Regions from separate parts of the Homo sapiens genome. Here all the other regions are linked to region 1. The links are chromatin loops, found by intact Hi-C in ENCODE. Cell type or tissue: Caco-2. All regions are shown on one strand.

Region 1 (8,000 bases):
AGAATTTCAGCCTTTATCATAACACAACCAGTTCTTAAATAACAAAGAGAACCAGTTCTTGATTCCTGATGGAGTGCTTCCTGATCCCACTATGCTTTTAGAAAGGCGGGAGGGATGTTGTAGACTCCTCACTCCATGAGCATACAGTATTTTCTCGCCTGCTCAAATGAAACAAACTATCTGCAATCAAACATGCTGGTTTCTTGTGCTCTTCTTAGATTTATTATGCATATTCTTGGGAAGTTAAATGAAACGCGTAGGTGGGCAGTACTGTTCTAAGGACTTGGCCAGTGACGTAAAGGATTTGCATTATCCAGTTATTTACTGTCTGAGTTTTTGTGGTTGATGAGATTGCCTAGTGCAGCAAAAGTTGTAATATAAGAAATTCACTCGCAAACAGACCACTTCTATAATTAATCCCCATCTAGACATCCTTCTCACTTAATGCTAGCATCTTTCCCCGCCCATTGCTTTGCCATCTTTGTTGATGTCTCCTTGATTGCTGAATGCTATACATTTGACAGTACAATGCAAATCAATTGCAATGTAAAGTTCAAACTGTGCAAAAGATGCAGGATTTCATGAAATACATGAACATGATAAGAACAACTTTAATCCTGTGTAAATACCGTAGACAAAGATTTGCCAGAGTCAGGATCAATAACTATTGAAGAGAATATTGACTGGGTGCTTCCAAAAGGGATGCTATGGGGGGAACTGATAAGAGCCTCAGAATTTTGCAGAAATGACCCTTTTTTGACTGTGCTGTGAAAGTCAGTATGAACTAAGGGATGTTGCAAAGTACCGTCTTACAGTCTTGTTGGGAAAATTGCCCCACTCAAAATTATTTGATTGATTCATGTATCTTTATGCATCTTAAACCTTACTGAGTGATTACATTCATCACCCAAATTGTGTTAAATCTAAGATTAAATTATCTTCATGTCATTAGTTTCTGGATGAAAGATTAGTTAATTCTTTGTCAATCCCAACTGGGTCCCAATTTAAGCAGCTTTTCCCATGCAAATGTCCTTGGGTAACCAGGCCTTCCTGTATTATCCAACGTGCTGTGTTTGGCCCCTGTCTTAGCCAACATGCCTGTAGGCAGGTTCTGAGTCACCAAACCATGGAGCAGGCTTTAGCATCTTTTGAAGATAATTTCTCATCTGTTTTCTATCATTTGCCTTCAAATGGTGTTTGTTGTGTTGGTTTTGCTGCTCTTTCAACTTCTCTCTGTTTTCCTTTCCTACAGCTATGTGTTTTGCATTTGAAGACCATCATGCTATCAGGGTACATGTATTTAGCATGTTGATACAGCATGTTCATTCATTGGTGTCCTCATGTTTGTATGACTTTATTATGTGAATAATTCATGCTCATTGAAAATAAACAACACTGACAAGTATTTCTATATAGAAGAAAATCAGAATCACCTGTAATCCCACCACCCAGAGAAAACCAGTAGTAATGTTTTAATATTTGATGTTTATCCTTTAGCTAGATATTGATGATGTTTATAAAAATAGGATTATTATTGTTTGACCTTTGTTATGCCCATGTCATAGACATCTTTCCATGTTGTTAAATTGATTTTTTGCGTCATATTTTAAGCTACATGCAGTGGTACCTTGAGTAGCATAAGGGCCACCTTGAAAGAAGGGGTGGTGGGAAAGTTGACTTGTTTTCACTTTGTTTTCTGCATCAGAGGCTAATGTTTCAGGTAACCATTGGGCAATGTCTAATAATTTGAGATGCCAGACGGTACTAAAGTTACTCTAACCTAGCCTACCCGTGCATCAGTGTTTTAGGGCAGAAATCAATGTCCTCACCCTCCTGTGGTCAGCGTCTGCCTGAGCCGTTGACTGAGGCTGTGTTTCCGTTTTAGGACATCGTCTCCGCGCTGGAGGACCGTCTCAGGCCCCTGGTGCAGGCAGAGTTATCTGTGCTCGTGGATGTTCTCCACAGACCCGAGCTGCTTTTCCCAGAGAACACAGACGCCAGAAGGAAATGTGAAAGTGGCGGTTTCATTTGCAAGTAAGCGGCCTCTCTCTCTGGGGTGTTCATTTGCCAGAACCTTGATGACCTCACAAAGCTTTTGTTCCCGAAGAAGGAGACGTTGTCCTGTTTTTTAACTTTGATGAATGCAAGGTCATGTGCTAAAGTCCTGTTCTGACCTCCCCAAAGTAAGTTTGTCTATTAAATCCTGCTTACTGACACTTTTTTGTTTTGTTTTGTTTTGCTTTGTTTTTTGGTGAGAAGTTCTTATTTTCACTGCATGCCCATTCATTCATTCATTACAGTGCACCCACCGTGTGCTGTGGTACAGACATAAAAAAGCCATGATCCCTCAGCCCTCAGAAATCTCAGATCTATCGTGACCTCACCATCTTTTCCTAATAATTTTGTAATTTCTTAGTTTATGCCTTGTGCGTAATCTGTAAGCAACAAGCAGACCCATGGTTAGAAATCTCCATTAGATTTTTGCCCCAAGGCCGGACACGGTGGCTCATGCCTGTAATCCCAGCACTTTGGGAGGCCGGGGCTGGTGAATCACCTGAGGTCAGGGGTTCAAGACCAGCCTGGCCAACATGGTGAAACCCTATCTTGACTAAAAATACAAAAATTAGCTGGGCATGGTGGCGGGCTCCTGTAATCCCAGCTACTCTGTGGCTGAGGCAGGGGAATCACTTGAACCCAGGAAGCAGAGGCTACAGTGAGCCAAGATCGCGCTACTGCACTCCAGCCTGGGTGGCAGAACGAGACCTTGTCTCAAAAAAAAAAAAAAAAAAAAAAAAAGAGATTTTTACCCTAAGATTAGTTGTTTGTTTAGCTTGGGGCTGGACTCTGCATGTGAGTTTCTTACTTTTCTGGGCCCCTCTAAGGACAAGCTTGTGCATAAGGGAACTGTGTGTATTGGCCTCAACCATCATCCTCATGAGTTGTTTTTGTTTTACAGTGTTGGCATATTTGACCCATTTTACTGGCAATTCTCAGTGGATAAATAGCCACGCTTTATAAACGAGCAGGTCTGAGTGGACCTCTGTCTCGGTTCTCCTCTCCATATAATCTCTCCATTGTATGTGGCTGACTCCTGCCCAGTGAGCCTGTTTGCTGTGATTTACCAGCAGGTGTCACTATTGAGACACAGTTGCTAACTGGCTGTTCTCAGTGCAGGGAATGCCCTGAAGTATCTTTAACCTGAGAGCTCTTAATAAATATTTGTTCATTAACGGACTAGTTAAAATAAATTGCTTGTGAAGTCTTTTTAATTTAAAATTAGCTTCAAGGAAGTAATCCGTGGTTTTCCCCCCATTCAGGTTAATAAAGCATACAAAACAGCTGCTAGAAGAAAATGAAGAGAAGCTCTGCATTAAGGTCCTACAGACCCTGAGGGAAATGATGACCAAAGATAGAGGCTATGGAGAAAAGGTACTGCATTTTATTTTCATGGTCAAACCAGGTTTTACTATGAAACTGAAGGGAGGGACCTTTCAAAACCCACCTTAGCTCAGGCATTACTGACTGAGGGGCTAGCTTTTTTTAAAAGAAAGAAAGAAAGAAAGAAAAAGCTGTTTATCCTGCCGTTAAAGGGAGCTAAATCATATGACTGTCTTTTTTAAAAGTCAAATATACTTAGTCGTCTCTTATAGGCTGATTGCCACATAATCTAATGTCAGAGAAGTGGTAATAACAAGATTTTCCATCTATTTAAATTCCCAGTGAGGAGCAAATGCCTCTTTTGTATCAAAGTATGCGTTTCTGATTTTTAGGTTTCAGCCAAGCATACCTGTGGGTTTACTTGCCTCGTTCAGATGAGCTGTTGCGCAATCCTTTCAGTGCATCAAGAAACGCCCTCCACTTCTAACTGCAATTAAGGCAGGCATACACGTCACCACTTCTGAGGGAGATTGGGAAATGGACAGTCCCGTGACCTGATTGTTCTTAGTATATGCAGTGAACAAGGATATACCAGATCCATTCCTTACACCTCTGATGTTGGGTAGAGCAGGACAGAAACAATGTCATTCCCTTTCCTTTCAGCCCCCAGCAACAAATGATGGGCGTGAATTGAAATCTCACTCATTTTCATTTGAAGGTAATAATGTTCAGTAACGGTCAGCTAGCTACATTTAGCAACAATTTCTGAGTAGGTGAATATGCTGATATCACTGACTTATCAAAATACCCAGTAAGTCATTTTTCAGCTCTAGGAAGAAGCCTTGATAATTAAATCAGCCTGCCTTGTCAAAATCGATGGTGGCAACCAGATTGTCACAAGTATAAATGTCTGCAGGAATGTTGCTTTCTAACCTATCTGTCATTAATATTAGAGCAATGTTACTAGTGAGACTCCTTGGATAAGAAAACAGAAAACGGATTTTGCAGTTTCTTAGTTTATACCACGGGGCATAATCTGTAAGCAACAAGAGTTCCATGACTAGAAATGTCCATTACATTTTTTAGAAACTAATTAGAACATAGGTTTCTGTAACTCAGTAGGAATTTTGCAGAGAAAACCTGCCAGACAAGAGTTTATAAATATAAATGATGGAAGTGAAGACCCCTGGCAAGGTGAGAAGTGCTGGGATGGCCTGTTCATACCTGTATAGGCACCTAGTAGATCTCTTAAAAACAAGAAAAGAAAAAAGGTGGGGGGTACGGGGGAAGGCTGATGGCAGAGAATACACTTACCAGACAAATAAATATTAACCATTTATTTCACAAGATCTTCATTTCTCTTAAAGTGAGTTTTCAGAAACATTTATAAAATATGAATCTAGTTACAGAAACTTGCTCTCCATAAAAAAGGTTAAATCCACCAAAGCTGAGTGAATATTTTTGCATCCATGGGCATAAAACCTGATTTTTCAAATCTGGAGACCACAATTTTCTCTTATTTGGAATATCTATTTCTTTCCATAACCGAGGTATTTAAAGTAAACTTCGGTGCCTCTATTCTAGTGACTTACAAGTTGTGATTATACATGCAGTTCCCTGCAGTTGTCTTTTTATAACCTGGAACGTAGAAGCATTGTCCTGGAGTTTCCTGAGTCTCTATTGCCTGGCGGACAAGTATGTCAGGGTCTTTGAGGCTATGTGGAAGGTGTGCTGCCCTGCTCCCTGCCCCTACCCATTAGTGCCAACTGGGAGAGCATCCCAGACCCCAGGGGATGCCGCATGAGAAATGTCGTAATGCATGTTATAAAGCTCATGGAGAAAGAAAGGGCATAGGGTTGAGAGGACCCTCAAAGGAGATCACTTGGAAAGAGTAAATTATATCACAGTTTTGTAGAGGTTCCTGGGGTCTAGCTTAAATCCTTTTCAGCTGGTGAAGAAATCAGTCACACCTAAGCAGAGAGGCTTGGAGAAGAGATGGCCTTTCTTTCCAGTCTGGTTAGGGCTGTCATTCCCATCCATGAATGTGAACAAACTATAGGCCAGCAAGGAAAATGCCATGAAAGCAAGGAAGATGCTCTAGAAACCCATGTTAGCCACTCCAAACCTGCAAGACTTGTCGTGCTTCTGGCCCAATGCTTGACTGCCAGGAAATGCTACTTAGCCATTCCTATTAATTGAGCTTCAAAAGAGAGAGAAGGAGAACAAGGGACACTAAAGTATTTCTGTCTCCTGACCTGGTAGCTGGTATTCACTTTGTCTGTCTCACTAAGGCTTTTTGAAGATGCTTTTTGATGGTTTACTGGCTGCCCCGTTTGACTAAAGAAGCATGACGCACAGGGCAGGCCGACTTTTTCAAGGGCAGAAATAACCCGGAGCCAAAGAACTAAGCTTTCTCAAGCAAACCAGTTGGCTTGAGTCAATATAATAAATGAGGTGTTCTTTGGCCTGGGTGCTGAGGACGACACCACGGTGAGTGTGGAGGCCGTTTCCCTCCTCCCATCCCTGTTTTCTGATGAGTGGCCTCTTATGGAGCTTGTCCCATGACTGACACTTCCCTGGTGATGTCCAGAATTGTTCTGCTTCTCTGCCCTCTCCTGAGCCTTCACCGCCAAAGAATCGGATCTGGAGGGGCCCTGGCATGGCTTCTTCCAACTCTCCCTGTGCCTACGAGGAGGCTGGGGCTAAGAGCTGAGAGACTGCCCGAGGTCACGTGTGAAGTCTAGATGAGATCAAGACTACCGTCTGGGTTTCCCAAATCCCTGTGAGGTGTCCTCTCCAGCCTCTCCTGAGGTGGTGTCCACCATGTGTGGGCTGGGTTTTCTTGCCTTTTTTCTAAGCGATAATCCTTAAAGATGACGAGACGTAGGTACCTTTACCCATCTTTACTTTTTCATTCAACTTTAGTACTTAGTCAAGGTCACAGATGAAAAAGAAAGTTGACATCATTCTTTATTATCCTGTTCAAAAACTTTGGCGTGCCTGTTTGGGTCTCCCTGCCTTGGGGAAGAAAGGCCATGAAGAACTGTCACCCATATTACCAAATAGACTAAAACATGATAGAATCACTGTAAGACTGACCTACACTTTTTAAAAGTCATGGATATTCACTAGTTTCCTAGATTATAAGTTACAATGATAACATTGATCGACCTCTTGTCATGTGCTAGCCACTATACTAAACACATCTGCCTTATCTCAGTTCAGCCTCAGAGATAGATACCACTATTGTCATTAACTATTTTATACGCAAGGAAGAGAAAACATAGGCTCTGAGAGCTACAGAATTTGCCCGGGGTTACATAGTTAATTACAAGGCAACCTGGCTTTCAAACCCAGACAGTCCGATCCTAGAGTCCTAGCTCTTCACCACTGCATTATCAGTGAACAGATGGACACCATTTGAGTGTTTTGAGGTCCACCTACAGGTTGAACCTGTAAGTTTCCTTTATGTTACACGATTATGTAAACAATAGTGGGCATTAGCCCTGAGAGCACTAAATGTATCAAAACTTAAACATCTAGTCTTCAGCTCATTGCTGATTTTTCACACAGTTGAGAACACTCTCCAATAGACGCCAAGTGCATTTACAAAGTGTGATTGTCCCAAGGTCATCCAAAACCTGTAGTTTTGGTCAGTTCCCACACAGAGGAATCAGACTAGTGAGTAGCAAGTGGTTGGTTCACTTGTCTGGGTCCAGTGCCCCCAAGAAGTGCCTGTTCAAGAACTATCATGGCCGGATATGGTGGCTCATGCCTGTAATCCCAGCACTTTGGGAGGCCGAGGCGGGTGGATCACCTGAGGTCAGGAGTTCGAGACCAGCCTGGCCAACATGGAGAAACCCCGTCTCTACTAAAAATACAAAAATTAGCCTGACGTGGTGCCACACTCCTATAATCCCAGCTATTTGGGAGGCTGAGGCAGGAGAATTACTTGAACCCAGGAGGTGGAGGTTGTAGTGAGCCAAGATTGCACCACTGCACTCCAGCCTGGGTGACAGAGCAAGACTCCATCTCAAAACAACAACGACAACAAATTATCACATATGATGAAAGGTAGGGGCTGACTGAAGAAGATGGCCAGAGATTTTAATCATGACCACTTAGGAATAAAAAAAATCTTTAATTCTTATGTCTCTAAAATGCAAAGGACCACCAATGCATATACTTCTCAGATCGTTAAATATAAAATAAATATTAAAATTATCACCAAAATAATGATGAAATACATTTTTGCATGATGCTTATAGTGTCTTTTGGTCCTGTGTATTCAAAGTTAATAAACTTTAAAATTATATCAGGACTTTATAAACACTCTGTGTGCAATGCCTACTAATCTCTGCTTTTAATCTACAGTTTAAACCATGTCTGTGTTGAAAAGAAAATAACCTCCCACAGCTAAATAGCTCTAAAATTTAATCTGAATCACTCTCTAACTCAGAAAATCTTCAAGCCCCTAGACCCTGCTTGAGAAGGAAACATAATTATTTTATGTATTATTAATAACTGGTTTTGTTTACTGTGGGTTTTTATTATTAAACTGCTGTTGACTTAAGTTATTACTCAAAGAGCTTTGGAAAGAAATTCAGAGGCCAGGAATTAAT
Region 2 (8,000 bases), 170 kb after region 1:
GCAGTATGCTACCTTTTGCGTAAAAAGAGACAAGAAAAACTACACTGATTTGTATCAACCCAATACTACCTAGGAAAAAAGATTTGTTGGTATGTGCTAAACAAACTATGTTTACATATACACATAATAACATCAGGACCAGGTGTGGTGGCTCATACCTATAATCCCAGCACTTTGAGAGGCCAACCGGGGGAGGATGGTTTGAGCCCAGGAATTTGAGACCAGCCTAGGCAACACAATAACACCCCATCCCTTAAAAAATTAAAATAAAAATTAGCTGGGCATGGTGGTGTGCACCTGTAGTTCCAACTACTCAGTAGGCTGAGGTGGAAGGATCACTTGAGCCTGGGAGGTTGAGGCTGCAGTGAGCCGTGATGGTGCTGCTGCACTCCAGCCTGGGCAATGGAGTGAGACCCTACCTCAAGAACAGAAAAAGAAAAAAGAAAAGAACGTCAGGTGTGCAGCTGTCTGTGTGTGTCTAGGGTGGTTGGGAACTAGGTAGATGGGGTCAGGGTTGTGAAACAATTTTTAAATTTTCAATAATATGCATATTACCTGTTCAAAAATTAAATCAAAACCAATATTTTTCCCTAATCTAAGCCTAGATGATATTTACTTTACTTCTGATTATGTATCTCTTTAATGACACATTCTTTAAAATTATATGTTGTGCTAGAAATGTAAGATTAATTAGGTTTGGTTGAAATTCATTATTGAAAGAGTAGGTTACAAAAATTAATCATATTCTTGACACTTCTTACTCAATTTTGGCTTTCTTTGTATAATTCTTCTTTATACTTCTACTTCAAATATAACCCTTCTATGTTGCTTAGAAATCTGTGAGAACATTCACTGATCAAGGACCCTAACCTTGTCACTGAAGAATTTTAATCAATTTGAAGTTTTTATGAGCATATAAACGTGTTAAAGTTTTTTTTGTTAAAGTTTCATTCTTTATCACGTACATGAAGTTCTACTAAAGAAGTTAATTGGCCATCTGCATTTCTTATCTATTTTTCCTCTTAAAGTGGAATATAAAATCCTACTTTTATCCTAGGATGAAAAATCATTCCTTCAAGTGGTAAGATGTCTTCAGTGCATGCAAGGATATTTTCCTGACTGTATAAGATTCTCACCAAACACCACCATATTTCTTTTAGAGATCTTTTACTTTGTATTTAACAAGAACTCTTTTTTTCTTTGACACGATTAAGGTTTTATTCCAGTTAATCGCAAACACAATTTAACCTTCAGGAGTTCCCTTTTAAAAAGTTTGCTCTTTCACTTCACTCATTATACATCCTCAGCCCACCCTGTAGATGTATTTTGGAACACTTCACATAATTATTAAGTAATTGTATCATTTGTTCTTTCATGTTTGTCTTCTGGTAGCTTCAAGGATAGGAACCAAATCTCTCCTATTCACCGTAGTTACAGTCCCCATGCCCCAAGAAGTCTAATGAATTGTCTTGTACATAGTAAATTCTCAGTATGCAGTATATTTGTTGAACAAATGAATTGCCTTTGTCTTAACATCTTAACGTCTATTAAAATTACAAGCTCCTTGAGATTAGAGACTGTTTCAAAGGAGTTGGTTTGGTATACAGCTAAAACAGTATAGAACCAAATTACATACTTAATTCATTTATCATGAATGAAGCAATCACACATCACTGGCAACAGTAATATTGACAGACCCATAATCAACATCCTTGAAGTAACAGAACATTGCTGGCTTGACTAAAAATAATACAAATTTCAAATTATATTTTGTGTCAAATAATTCTGACAATTTTTTATGCTTCACTGAGAATATTAACCTTTGCAATGAGGTGTTATCCACTTCCAAGATAGGTTCTACATGACCTATATGAAATAGAGTTTACCTCCAGTAGGCAGTCTTTTCATAAAGCCCAGCAAAATAGTGTGAGGGTTGGATACTAAAAGCATTTACAGTATGTACAAGTGGAAAAAGTGTATCATCCATTCAAAACTGTTTAATTTTCCTTGGGTTGTTATAATGACAACTTCCTTAACCTGATAACAGATTTTTAAAAATGTAATCATGTATTTATTTTATGGTTTGCACAAGATGTACCTTTAGTACATCCAGATTTTCATAACCCGTCAAACAGTTTTTCAGTATGTGTTATGGCAGGATATTCTAGAACTGCCAAGAAAAGTAAATTCACAGAGCTGCCTGCAATTCACTAACTATAACAAATTAGCATAAGCAGCTCCATTTTAGAAGGCACGGCTTTTACAAGTTACACAGAAAAATAATGTTGGGTTTGCATTTCTATCATTAAAAACTGCCCTTGCCATGAATGGTTACACTGTGAATATTAAACACAGCCCAGATAATTCAGTGTAGCTCGTCTGTTTGAGGTGGAGCTCCTTAATGAAACATTTGGTTATGATCTGAAGACTAACTAGGAAAACTAGCTAACAAGCACCTATTTTTACGGAATTTTTTCTACTTTAAAAAAAAAAAACGCATATCAAATAAAACCTCTCAACACTTGTCAGCTCTCCTGTGAACATACCATATAAATGGACTGGCACCGGCTGCCAGAGAAAACGAAAGGCCAAATTACTCTCTCCCACCCATGCTGTGAAGTTCAGAGAGAAATCTGTCCTAGACCCAAACCACACAGATAGCATACAATGCACCATTTAGCAAGAATGAAAGAATGGATAAAATTCTTCAGATTTCTCTGCACAATAGCAAAGATCTTATTTTGTTAGTCACCATCACAATTTAAAAGGCCTCTGGTGGTTGCTCACAGAACAAAACAAAGGTATTTTCAAATATCTAATTTGCTTAAGCTCTGTTCATTCTGGCCAAAACTCCAAAAGGCATAAAAACTGTGGCTGCAGGCTTACCTTATTCCAAACATATCCGCAGTGCCGTCAGTTGCCAGTGTCATACTAAAGAGGTCTCATCAGTACCTAGAATAAATCAATCAAGGAAGTGAATTTAGAGTCTGGGTTTTGATTCTGGGAAACATGAAACTGTTTATAACCATCCTGGGAATACTATTTTCGAGCAACCTGGGCAATATAGTGAGACCCTGCCTCAGAAAAAAAAAAACATATCTTTTTACAGAACGGAATACACTATTGGCCAGCTTCGGAATTTTGTGAATGCAGCTGCTTGGAGGGCAGGACCTTCGTTCACCCCTTCCACTCCAACCCGTGGAGAAGGTTGAAGGGACTGTCAGTGCCAGCCTGCTTTATGGTGGGCGAGAGAGTGTGGGGATGGGGGCAGAGATGCAAACTAAATAAGGTTTAAAGAGAAATTAGAAGATGCCTGTCCTGCCATGGACCGTCACAAACAGGCTCTTATTTTTCTGTTGGACTCTAAACTTTAATTTACCCACGTATTCTCTCTTCCTCAAACTCAGAATGTTAGACTTACCCTTCACCCTCCCTCGTGCCTCCTCCCCAAGCACTTTCCCACAGGTATTCCCTATTGAAACACAGGTGGTTGCCCATGCTGGAAATTTGGAAATGTCCCAGTTACAGCCCTTTTCAATCAATCACCAAGTCCAGGTGAATCTACCTCTTTAATAACGTCAGTGTTTCCAGTTTTGTGCATCCCTACAATGGCCACCTAATGCAGCCCATTCTGGTCTCTTTCTTGGATTTTGATAACAACTTCCTAAATTATCTTCCCACCTCCAAGTTGTTACCACTCCTTTCTGGTCTTTTTTATTTTTTTTTTTTTGAGACACGGTCCCACTCTGTCGCCTAGCCTGGAGTGCAGTGCAGCAAACACTGGTCACTTCAGCCTCAGCCTCCAGGGCTCCAGCGATCCTCCCGCCTCCTGAGTAGCTGGAACTACATGCGTGCGCCACAATGCCTGGCTAATTTTTGTATTTTTAGTAGAGACGAGGTCTTGCCATGTTGCCCAGGCTGGTTTTGAACTCCTGAGCTCAAGTGATCCTCCCACCTTGGCCTTCCAGAGTTCTGGAACTACAGGCATGAGCCACCATGCCCAGCCCCCTTCTAGTCCATTTTTTTTACACCCACATCGATTCTTCCCCCGTGCTGATCGTATCATTCCCAAACTTAATATCTGACATTCAGAGTCATCGTGTTTTTTCCCCATCTTATTTTGACCTCAGTTTACCTCTCTCGTTTTATCTTGAGCCTCTTCTGCGCACAAACACCAAAACGCTCTACTTTTTGGTTGCCTGAGAGCAGCGTACCAGATCAAAACCTGGGAACTTCGTATTTGTCCTTTTCTCTCTGCCAGGAATATCGTCCTCTCCATTTGCCCAATGAGCCCCACCTCCTCATCATTTTTACCTCTGTGGAAATCCCTTCCTTCCAGAAGCCTCCACTCACTTCTGATGCCAAGGAGCTTCTGCGGCGCCCTGCACGCACCTTTACAGATGCAGGTGGCTGTTTCCTGTGTTAGACTGCAAGCTCCCGTGAGCTGGGTCCATTGCTCATCGTTGACTTGGCCTGGCAAATAATGACTTGGCCTGGTAAATAATCATTATTTGGTAAATAATGATTACACGAACAAATGTAACTAAGACATCCAGATACAATCTAATGCATTTCATGCAACTCGTGTAACCAAGTGAGGTTTTCCAGCTGTTTCAGCTTCTATTATAACTTACATTACAGAACTGGGGTGTCCCAAGCACCAGATTATAAGAATCACCTGAGTCACTTGACAAACTAACAGCATCCTGTCTCTTAAAGAGACACACGGGAAACTGGTAAAAGTGAATCTGAAGGAAAAAACTGGTGATCAGAACCAGGAATACACTTGTTTTTCACTGCATACCCTTTAGATTTGCCTTGAGTTAAAAAAAAAAAAAAAAGAAAAATACACACACAAACACACTCTCTCTCTCATTTAAAATAAATATATTTACTTTATATATCTTATATATTCATATATTGCTGGAAGAATACACAAGAAACCAACAACATTGAGCACCTCCAGGTAGGTGAATTGGGATACTGAGAGAACAAAGTTGGGATAGAGACTTTATAATGACACTCTTTTATACCTTTTGGAATTTCCCATCATTTTAAATGTATGACCTGGTCAAAAAATTTAAAAATTAAACAAAATCACAGGCTGGGCACAGTGGTTCATGCCTGTAATCCCAGTGCTTTGGGAGGCCAAAGTGGGAGGATCACTTGAGCCCAAGAATTCAAGACCAGCTTGAGCAACATAGCAAGATTCCATCTCAACAACAACAAAATTTTAAAAATTAGCCAGGTGTGGTGACACATGCCTGTAATCCCAGTTATTTAGGAAGACAGGATGGGAGGATCGCCTGGGCCCAGGAATTCAAGGCTGCAGTGAGGTATGATGGTGCCACTGTACTCCAGCCTGGCAAGACTCTGTCTCTTAAGTAAATAAATAAATAAATACACAGATTTTCAGACCCATCCCTGGATGTTCTGATTCATGAAGCTGGAAGTGGGGCCTAAAAAAATCTGTATTTTTAATAAATTCCCTGGGTAATACCTATGATCAGGTAAGTTTGAGGAACACTGTTAAGGTTGGACTTGATCTTAGAGATCATCTAATCCAGTAGTTCCCAAACCTGGGCATCATCCTTGACTTAATCAGAATGTCCAGGGAAGGGTCCAGGGAAACCAGTGCTTTAAAAAGTGCTCCCAGATGATTCCAATGCAGGCACTGGCTTGCAGCTTGCATTGGGACCCATGACAAGAGTGCCATCCATCACCCAACCAATACACGAATTGCTTCTCAGTATCGTATGCACAGAAATGTCTCCATCATTATTGCAGCTGGCCTTCAAAAGAGCCCTTGGCGACTCTCCCTTCCTGGTATTCATGCCTTTATGTAGTTTCCTCCCACACTGAGTAGGGCTCACCTGTAGAACCCATAGGATATTGTGGGAATGATGGAGCGTGGCTTCCAACACTAGGCTGTCAAAGATATTGTGGCTTCTGCCTTGTTCTCTCTTGGCTTGTCTGCTCTGGGGAAGCCAGCTGCCATGTTACGAGGATGCTCGGGGGCCACATGGTGAGCAACTGAGTCCTCCTGCCAATCACCAGCACTGACTTGCCAGTTACGTGAGTAAACCCTGTTGAAAGTGGCTCCTCCAGTCCCAGGCAAGCCTTCAGTTGACTGCAGCCAGGGCTGACATCTGGACTGCAATCTCATAAGAGATCCTGAGACAGAACCACCAAGCTGCATCACTCCTCCATTTCTGGCCCATTGAAACTGAGTGAAGTAGTAAATGCTTAATATTGTTTTAAACTGATAACAGGGTTTTTTGGGGGGAGGTGGGGTGCAGGAGATTGTCACACAGCCGTAGATAACTCATACAATCATATTTTCCCACAAGTGCATTTCTTACCAGTGGCCCCATTTCCGTTTCATCTCCCGTCTGGAAAAATATTCTCTTCCCCAAGCCTGCAAGTAAGGTATTATAACATATTTGCTTTCACAGGTTGAGTGTTAGTTTAGAGTGCCATCATGGGGCTTTCTAACTTGGGCAGCACAACTTCTCAAATACTGTCAGTTAGCAGTGGGGAAACTCGTCAGTCTTACTTCCTGTGGTTCTCTGTGGCTTGGCTTGAGTGGATGGGGAAAAACCAAATGATCTTTTTTTGTGGTGATGAAGTGCTGAGCCCTTGTCCACTGTAGGCCCAGTTCTGGCATTCTCCATGCCCACTGAGGCCTCTCTCTGACCTTTCCCTACACATAGAAGGCAGGACAACTGTAAATGCTCTTTAGCTTGTGATGTGATGTCTGTGCATTACATCTGCCAGATTCTGGATCTTGACCTGAAAATATTGGTTTCTGTTTTGACAGAGGAGATGGGCACCTGATTTTCATCTGGAAAATGATATGTGTGCAACATTGCCAGTATCAGAAAGAGTATTTCATATGCAATTACCCTCCAAGCCCTAGGAGGACTTTAAGTCCTTGGAAGGAAGCCAACCTACTCACTGTCCTTGATGTCATCTACAAAGTCAGAATGGTAGAAATCACATTAGACTTCACTAACGAATCATCAGCCAAAGTCTTAAAACAAATATGTGCATTTGCTTCATGCCAGCTCTTCCTTTTTTCTGCCAGTTTCTGACAATTATGGTCACTTAGCTTTGATCTCACCGGACACCTGATTATTTAAAAAGCCAAAATCCTAAACCCACTGGTGTTATTCTGCTTGCAGATAAAAGCAAAGGTCCATTTGTGAAACATCAAAAGGAATTAGGAAAATGTGGGATGTGTGTTGCTTGGTGTTGCCTAGCAATATGGTTAGGGCACAGGAATCACAGAGAGGATGAAATTCACAGCCACAAGGAAATCATATTATTCATAATAAACACACACACGCACACACACATCCTGACATCTCTGCAAGAATGTTATAAACTGAGTACAGAATTATAGTCACAAGTAGAATAATCTTCGGAGCACTGAAGAATAAACATTCTAGTTGATTGGTTGCTTATACTTCAATGTCTATATGAGTACATCACTCACTTAAATGCAAAAGCATTAAATGCCTGTGAATGGAGTTTACAATATGTCTCATAGACATGAGCTCTGTCAGTATAAGTAAAACATACATTTTAAACCAAATATATTAATATGTAAAACGATAGGACAGAGTATTTAATATATAAAAACAACTTTAAGCTCTTTCCTCACCCTTATTTCAAAATATCTACGTTTACCATGAATGTTCATAAGGGCGGTGGTAAAAAGCATGACCATCAAAGTCAGGTGCTTGTTTTCAAATCCGGACTCTGCCTTTTGCCATGTGACCATGAATGGGTTATTTAATTTCCCTAAACCTGCGTTTCCTCATCTATCAATTTGAAATGATTGTACTACTAAATTTATAGGGCTGCTGTGAGGATTAAAATAAAGGAATCTGGCCGGGTGTGGTGGCCCACGCCTGTAATTCCAGCACTTTGGGAGGCCAAGGCGGGCAGATCATTTGAGGTCAGGAGTTTGAGACCAGCCTAGCCAATATGGAGAA
Region 3 (8,000 bases), 350 kb after region 1:
CTCTGCCCGTGTAGCTGGAATTACAGGCGTGTGCCACGACGCCCAGCTGATTTTTGTATTTTTAGTAGAGACGGGGTTTCATCAAGTTGGTCAGGCTGGTCTCGAACTCCTGACCTCAAGTAATCCACCCACCTCAGCCTCCCAAAGTGCTGGGATTACAGGTGTGAGCCATGGCACCCATCCTGCTTCTCTTTAATTCTTATTTGTCCAATTCTTAGAGGGGAGGAAGCAGGCCTGCCCTACCTGTCATGGGGCCGCAGGTTTTCATGTCAATGGAGTGCTCCCATGGGAGTGCTCCTGAGCCCTCCTCCCAGGGATTTCTGGTGCCCGGGAGCACTCTGTCTCCTTTGGTCTCTTCTAACCATTGCTGGGGCTGCGTGGCTTTCTCCCAGGGGCTCAGCTGCACTCCCACGTGCTGATCCCAGTGCTTCCTTGCTCAGAGATTTCAGAAGCCTTGGTTCAGTTACTCTGGTGATCTGACTTCCTCTTCTTGCAACTAGCACTGCCTGTGATCTTGTGTCCCAGTAAAAAAACCAAGTCCCCTCTTCCTACCTCAGCTCCAGTAACAGGCTCCCCCTCTTGTTTTCGTTCATAGTAGTGAGAACGGCTACTTGCCATAGGTCCCTTCTTCATCAGTTCATTCAACTAAAGTTGATTGTGTGACTTGGTGTCAAGTACTTACGGGTACAAAGGTGAGCAAAGCTGGAGAGGACCCTGCCCCTGAGCGGCTTACAGGTCACCCATGCTAAGCACTTTCCCTGTGATCTCACTAAAATTTCGCAACAACTGTACTCAATATGGGCTGTTATTTGTGCCCATTTTATAGATGAGGAAGCTGAGTCAAAGAGAGGTTAAACAACGGGCCTGGCTGGGCACAGTGGCTTATGCCCATAATCCCAGCACTTTGGAAGGCCAAGGTGGGCAGATCACTTGAGGTCAGGAGTTTGAGACCAGCCTGGCCAACATGGTGAAACCCTGTCTCTACTAAAAATAGAAAAAAAAATTAGTCAGGCGTGGTGGTGGGCGCCTATAATCCCAGCTACTCAGGAGGCTGAGGCAGGAGAATCTAGTGAACCTGGAAGGTGGAGGCTACAGTGAGCTGAGATTGCACCACTGCAATCCAGCCTGGGTGACAGAGAAAGACTTTGCCTCAAAAAAAGTACAATGGGCCCAACCAAGGTCACACTTCTCGTCAGTGGTGGAGCTAGAATTTGAACCTCTCTGATCCCATCTGATCCCATAGCCCAAGTTCTTTATAAAATTTTAAAATATGTTTTATTTTATTTTTTATAGAGACAGGGTCTTGCCATGTTGCTCAGGCTAGTCTCAAACTCCTGGGCTCAAGCAATCCTCCCACCTTGGCCTTTCAAAGTGCTGGAACTATAGGGCATGAGCCACCATGCCTTGTCCCAAAACTTAAGTTCTTAACGAGTGCTCACTGTCTCCTCCACCCATCTCTTTGTCTGTGAATTTCTGGAAGTATCCTGAGACTGTGATTCTTCTATAACTGGGGCCTTGTCTTGGGAGTGGAACCCTGCTCTATACCCCTTCCTCTTCTGTGGCTACAGCTCACCTTCCTGTTCTTACATACCCTGTTGTGTCCTGCAGGGCCTCTCCGTCCCACTCATCTCTTTGCCTAGTTTCTTCCTTTTACAACCTATTTCCTTAGCACTGTGTGCTCTTTGGAGCTGGAGTTTCACCGGGTGCCTGAGGCTCAGCCTATAGCTCAAAGGGGCAGTTGTTTTTTTCTTTCCTGGAGGTATCTGCAAGTCTTCACAGTCCACTCCACTCGCCTGCTGCTAACCCTTTGATTCCAAGCTGAGTGATAGGGTATGTGGTAGGGATTGTGGTAACCCAAGGAACTATTGAAAGACCTGAAGTTCTCCTACAACTTATGACTTCAAGGAAGTGTTTCTCAAAGAGGGTGGTACCATCCTTAGGGGATGTTTACTTGTGAGGGTACTTTTGGTTGTCACAGGATTGTAGGGGTGTGGCGGTGGAGATGGGGAAGTCTGATGTCCTATTTGCTTTGAGGGCCAGTGAGAAACTGGCTTATGGGGCAAAAACGGACTTGTATCCCCCAAGATTTGTAATGTCCTACCAGACATTGTGCAAGTAAAAAACATTTTTCATTCTCTGAACCTAGATCCTAACTCTTTTTTTTTTCATATAAACACAAACACCAAACTTCCCAGGAATGCTGCTACTGTGGAAATAGAAGGAAGGCCCTCGGACTTCACCATGACTTGTTTGCCATTTTGGAAAATGATGTCATTGACAGCAGCACCACCCTTGGAATCTGAGCCGATAGTGCCATGCAATTGTACCAGTCGTCACTTACAGCTATTTCATTCATGGAGACTTTAGGTATGCCTAACTGACCATTATTTTGAAATAGCAGATTTAAAGTAAAAGGGTCAGCAGTATTTTTTGAATATTGTCTCACTACTCTGAAATTCAGATGCACTTATTTAAAGTAGATGGCAAACATCTGACTACTTCACCATCTTCCTGTACGGTCAGAGTCATGCTTGAAGATTTTCATACTGAAATACATGTTGTTGTACTATAAGTTATTTTCATTTATTTCTCCTTCATATGACAGCCAGGACTTTATATTTATTTTTAGATATTATGTGTATCAGTAGATTTTACTATCTATCAGGTTCAATTCAGGGTAGCAAAGGCAATGCTACAAAAACATTTCTCTTAAGAAATTGGCTGGGTGCAGTGGCTCATGCCTATAATGCCAACAGTTTGGGAGGCAGAGACGGGTGGATCACTGAAGGTCAGGAGTTCGAGACCAGCCTAGCCAACATGGTGAAACTCCGTCTCTACTAAAAATATAAAAATTAGCTGGGCGTGGTGGCGCATGCCTATATTCCCAGCTGAGGCAGGAGAATTGCTTGAACCCAGGAGGCAGAGGTTGCAGTGAGCTGAGATCGCACCACTGCTCTCCAGCCTGGGCAACAGAGTGAGACTCTGTCTCAAAAAAAAAAAAAAAAAAAAAAAAAAAAGAAAGAAAAAAAAAGAAATAGGGACTGTGGCCAGACTAAAAACCAGAGTTTTAAGGAAATGAAATTACTCTTTTTTGCAGACATTTGTGCAGGTAAAAAACTTATTTTTTGAACCTAGATCCTAACTCTTTTTTCAATATAAACACAAACATCAAGCACTACTGTCGCCACTGCACTCCAGCCTGGGCGACAGAGCGAGACTTTGTCTAAAAAACAAACAAACAAACAAAAAAAGAACTTGAAGCCATATTTTTTTTGGTGCTGGAATTTATACACGAAAATACAGGACGATCCCATCAAAGCTTGCTTGGCAATCCATGTGGAAGCATGGAGACCAAATCAGAGGCATTGCCAGTGTCCAGGCAGGAGAGGATGGCAGCTTGGATGACGGAGGTGCTGTGGAGATGGGGAGAAATAAGTGGATTTAAGATGTCTTGTGGAGGTAGAACCAATAGGATTTGCTGATGGAGTGATGCATGCGTGTGTGTGCGCGCATGTGTGTGTGTGTGTCTGTGTTACAATGGGATCACTAAAGCGTCACACCTAGGATTCATGCCTGAGAAACTATGTGGAGGGTAATCCTATTTATAGAAATACGGAAGATGGCAAAGAACAAATTTGGCAGGCAGAGGGGTCAGGGAAGTGAGAGTTCCTTTTTGGTTAAATTCCTTCTGAAAAGCATATTTGACACTTAAGTGGGGTGTCAAGTAGGCAGTTGTAGTTCCAGGGATGAGTTTAGTCTGGAGGTGTATTAATATATTTCAAAGTAATCAACATATAGGTATATTTAAAGCCGTGGGAGCAGACATTGGATGGTGGCTGTATTTTCCAGTTTTTAAACACCTTTATTGCAAAGGTTTTTGAGCGATGAGAAAAAGAACTTAAAGAAAGGAAAGGGAGAGAAAGAATGCACCAGTCTATATTACACATAGTCTACGTCTTGCAACAAAACAAGTTTTTGGTGTCTGCAAGCAGCTCTTAGCAGAGCCTTGAGTACATGTCTATGAGATACGGGGCATGCACACCACCTGCTGGTCATTTCTTCGCATTTTCTAACACACCCTTCAGGGCAGAAAGAAGTTTCTAGTTTGTCAAAAGTATGAACTGGGCGGGGCACTGTGTGGCTCATGCCTGTAATCCCAGAACTTTGGGAGGCCGAGGCAGGGGGAATCACTTGAGCCCAGTAGTTCTAGATCAGCCTGGGCAACATGGTGAGACCCCCTTCTCTACAAAAAGTAATGATAAAAAAAAAAATAGCCAGGTGTGGTGGTGTGCTCCTGTAGTCCTAGCTACTTGGGAGGCTGAAGTGGGAGGATCGCTTGAGCCCAGGAGGCAGAGGCTGCAGTGAGCCGTAATGGCACCACTGCAATCCAGGCTGGGTGACAGGATGAGACCCTGTCTGAAAAAAGCAAAAGCAAATGAAATATGTGTTTGAATAGACACCCAGTGGAATCAGTAGAACATTCTGCCTGCACCCCTCCACCCATCACTAAATTTTTCATTAATCTACTGCTGTGAATTCAAAAGGGAAAACAGGGAATATGCATTAGTAGCACAGGTCTGGCTGTCTTAGAAACATTCTGTTTGGAATGAATCAGACAATGTGGTGTTTTGTATTTTCCCCCTCTCTCTGAGATGGGAGACTGTATCAGCTTATGGGAAGAAAGTCATCCCAGTCAATGAATAATCAAAGGCAAAGCCAACCAGATGATAAATCTTGGCCTTCATCCTGAGAAGCCACCCACTAAGCAAAGTTGAATAAATCTGTTCAGGCTTAGCATATTTTTCAGGGCAATTGGTTGCAGTTTTCTCAGACTCTTTGATTGGCTAACCTTATCTTGGGCCAATTCCAAGCTAATAAAACAGAGAATGAAGTAAGTTCTGATTGTGGCTTAAGTTTCAGGGAGGAGACCATAGCATTAGCTTTGACAGTATTGGGAACAGAGAAAAATGTTTGTTCATGCCTTTCTATCCTGAATGCTGAGAACATCTGGGCTTCTGTTATTTTCCCAGATGGTTCCCTTCTCCTTGGAGAGGGCTACAGGTGACTTAGAGAGCACATCACAAAATATCGTGTAATTAAACTAATTATGGCTCTGTCAACGCAGGATATTAGCATTTCAAATTATGGGATTAGGAAGCTGTGAAGATGGACAAGAGACACTCTCTGGAAATGGTTAACTGTGTGGATTTAGAGTGAGGAGATCTGGTTTCAAGTTTTTTATTTTCTGTCTTTTTTGTTTGTTTGTTTTTGAGATGGAATCTCGCTCTGTTGCCCAGGCTGGAGTGCAGTGGCAAGATCTCAGCTCACTGCAACCTCCACCTCCCAGGTTCAAGCAATTCTCCTGCCTCAGCCTCCCGAGTAGCTGGGATTACAGGCGCCTGCCACCACTCCTGGCTAATTTCTGTGTTTTTAGTAGAGGTGGGGTTTCACCATGTTGGCCAGGCTGGTCTCGAACTCCTGACCTCAGATGATCCACCCGCCTCAGCCTCCCAAAGTGCTAGGATGACAGGCGTGAGCCGTTGCACCCGGCTGGTTTCAAGTTCTAACATCTCCACCTATCCACTGTGTGACCTAGAGCAAGTGACTTAACATCTCTGAGCCTCTGTAAAATGGACATAATGCTACCCACCTCAACAGATTGTTATGAAGCAAAATAAGAAAATGCCTGTAAAGAACCAAGCACAGTGCCTGGTATGTCATGAGGACTCAAAAAAAAAAAAAATAGTGTCTAGTGTTTAGTTCTTTAGTGCAGTATAGCTATGCTCCTGAAAGAAAAAGTCCATGACATAGACTTTTTGTGTCCCCCCACTGTTATAGATTGCATTGTGTCCCCCCCCCGACACCGCCAGTTCATATGTCAAAGTTCTAACTCCCAGTACCTCAGAATATATTTGGAGATAGGGTCTTTATGGTGGTAATTAAGTTAAAATGAGGTCATTATGATTAATCAGCGTTATTTCAATATGAGCTGTGTCCTTACAGTAAGAGGAAATTCAGCCACAGATACAGAAGGAAGACCATGTGACGACAAGGAAAAGACAGCTAGTTATCTGCAAGCCAAGGAGAGAGACCTCAGAAAAAAACCAACCCTGAAACTGTGAGAAGTACGTTCTGTTAAGCCGCCCAGTCCATGGCACTTTGCTGTGGCAGCCCTAGAATACTCGCACATCCAGCCTGCCTGGTACTCAGACATTCATTTTTCTGCAAGTATTTTTTATGTCATCTTCCAGATCGTGAAGATATATGAGTGAATACACAGTTTCCATGCTCACGCAATATATGTTCTCATCAAACACACAAATAAGATAATTCCGATTGACAGTGCGAAGGCCCCAGGGTATATGTGAACTTGGAGGGTTGAAATAACAGAATGGAAACCTGTGTTGATGGAGTAGGTTGAGTGAGGGAGAGGGAATATGAGCTAAGGCTGGGGAGACCAGCAGTGTAGACCCAAGTCACCAACCACATGTTTTTTTATGCTTGTTTGATTTACGGAAAGCCATAACTAGAACTCAATTCTGCTAACTCTCTGGCCACCAACGTTCTCAGAAATGCCATTGTGATTCTTGCTAAGTGGATCTAGTGATACTGTGGGCTCCGTGAGACACTGCTGATATCCCCCTTTGGGAAAGAAGGACAATCCCCCAGGTGCTGGGAATTATGCCGGAAGACAACCCTCTGCTGCCAGCCCACTTTGGGAATTGCATTAGCTAAAGAAAAACTGCCTCGCCCAGGGTTGTGCTTCTTTCCAGGGCAGCCCACATCCAGTGACTGGCAGATGTGGTGACTTAATGACTGACCCTCTCATTCTGACTCAAAACAATTTTTTTTTTTGAGATGGAGCCTCACTCTGTTGCCTAGGCTGGAGTGCACTGGTGTGATCTCAGCTCACTACAACCTCTGCCTTCATGGTTCAAGTGACTCTCCTGCCTCAGCCTCTGGAGTAGCTGGGATTACAGGTGCCCACCACCACGCCTGGCTAATTTTTGTATTTTTAATAGGGATGGGGTTTCACCATGTTGTCCAGGCTGGTCTTGAACTTGTGACCTCAAGTGATCCACCCGCCTCAGCCTCCCAAAGTGCTGGGATTACAGGCATGAGTCACCGTGCCTGGCCTGACTTGAAACAATTTGGAAGGGCCAGCGCAGCTTCAGAGCTGCCTATGCAGTTGGCTGAGATCTCTGTTGAGACTGCCTGACAGGCCAACTTCTCCATGTGTCTACTCCTCCTGTCCTGTCTCTTCCACAAGCATTGTCCTCAAGAGCACTGCCCAATAAGCATCCTGCTGCAAGTCTTCACAGAAGCTGCCTCCCAGGAACCCCACCTGTGACAATGTCCCTACTGAAAATTGAGCATGGATGAACCAGCAAACTCAAGAGATCTTCCAGGCAGCCCAGTGCGAGAATGGCCACATACCAGGCAACTATGAGGCAATGAGAGATGGAATAGGATTTTTTTTTTCTTTTTTCTTGAGATGGAGTCTCATCCTGTCATCCAGGCTGCAGTGCAGTGGCATGATCTTGGCTCACTGCAACCTCAGCCTCCTGGGTTCAAGCGATTCTCTTGCCTCAGCCTACCAAGTAGCTGGGATTATGGGCACGCACCACCACTCCTGGCTAATTTTGTATTTTCAGTAGAGACAGGGTTTCACCATGTTGGCCAGGCTGGTCTCAAACTCTTGACCTCATGATCCACCCGCCTTGGCCTCCCAAAGTGCTGGGATTACAGGTGTGAGCCACTGAGCCTGGTGAAACAGGACTTTTAGAGGAGTTTATGACTCCTCTGGGAATGCTCGCCATACCCACAATCCCTTCAGAGTTGTCCCTTTTGCAGGGGCTGCCACAGGACCCTGCAGCTGGGGCTCCAGCTGGTTAGACCAGGGATGAGAACTTGTCTCAAAAGCAGTGGCCTCTAGGTCAGCCAGTAGCCCAGAAGGGAGCCTTTTGCAAGTGCTTTGTCTAATGGAGGATGTCTGTTCA

What was found. Peaks named below come from ENCODE experiments on the same cell type or tissue, not always from the same donor. Only the 100,000 strongest peaks of a DNase experiment are listed, where the experiment ranks them.
Region 2: a loop joins it to region 1, with 2.6 times the contacts of the local background. A loop is called at or near these places in 15 of 110 quality-filtered maps.
Region 3: it touches region 1 in a loop (14-fold over the local background); 103 of 110 quality-filtered maps call a loop at or near these places.

Annotation. Positions count from the first base shown.
Region 1 is chr3:4,708,440-4,716,439 of GRCh38, forward strand. ITPR1 (inositol 1,4,5-trisphosphate receptor type 1) reads left to right here. Exons shown (of 62, transcript NM_001378452.1): 38 at 1,886-2,034; 39 at 3,318-3,429. LOC124906210 (a long non-coding RNA gene) reads right to left here and starts at 1,913. Exons shown (of 3, transcript XR_007095797.1): 1 at 1,830-1,913. In Caco-2, a CTCF peak has its summit at 3,123 (motif pointing right); a DNase peak (open chromatin) is centred at 3,132.
Region 2 is chr3:4,882,837-4,890,836 of GRCh38, forward strand. LOC124906209 (a long non-coding RNA gene) reads right to left here and starts at 4,783. Exons shown (of 5, transcript XR_007095795.1): 1 at 4,315-4,783; 2 at 2,887-2,952. In Caco-2, no CTCF peak of the experiment used is centred here; no DNase peak of the experiment used is centred here.
Region 3 is chr3:5,053,931-5,061,930 of GRCh38, forward strand. No RefSeq gene overlaps it. Among named protein-coding and RNA genes, the nearest start is that of ARL8B, 64 kb to the right of the region's middle. RefSeq lists an enhancer at 1,457-1,516. In Caco-2, CTCF peaks have their summits at 4,057 (motif pointing left) and 4,263; a DNase peak (open chromatin) is centred at 4,051.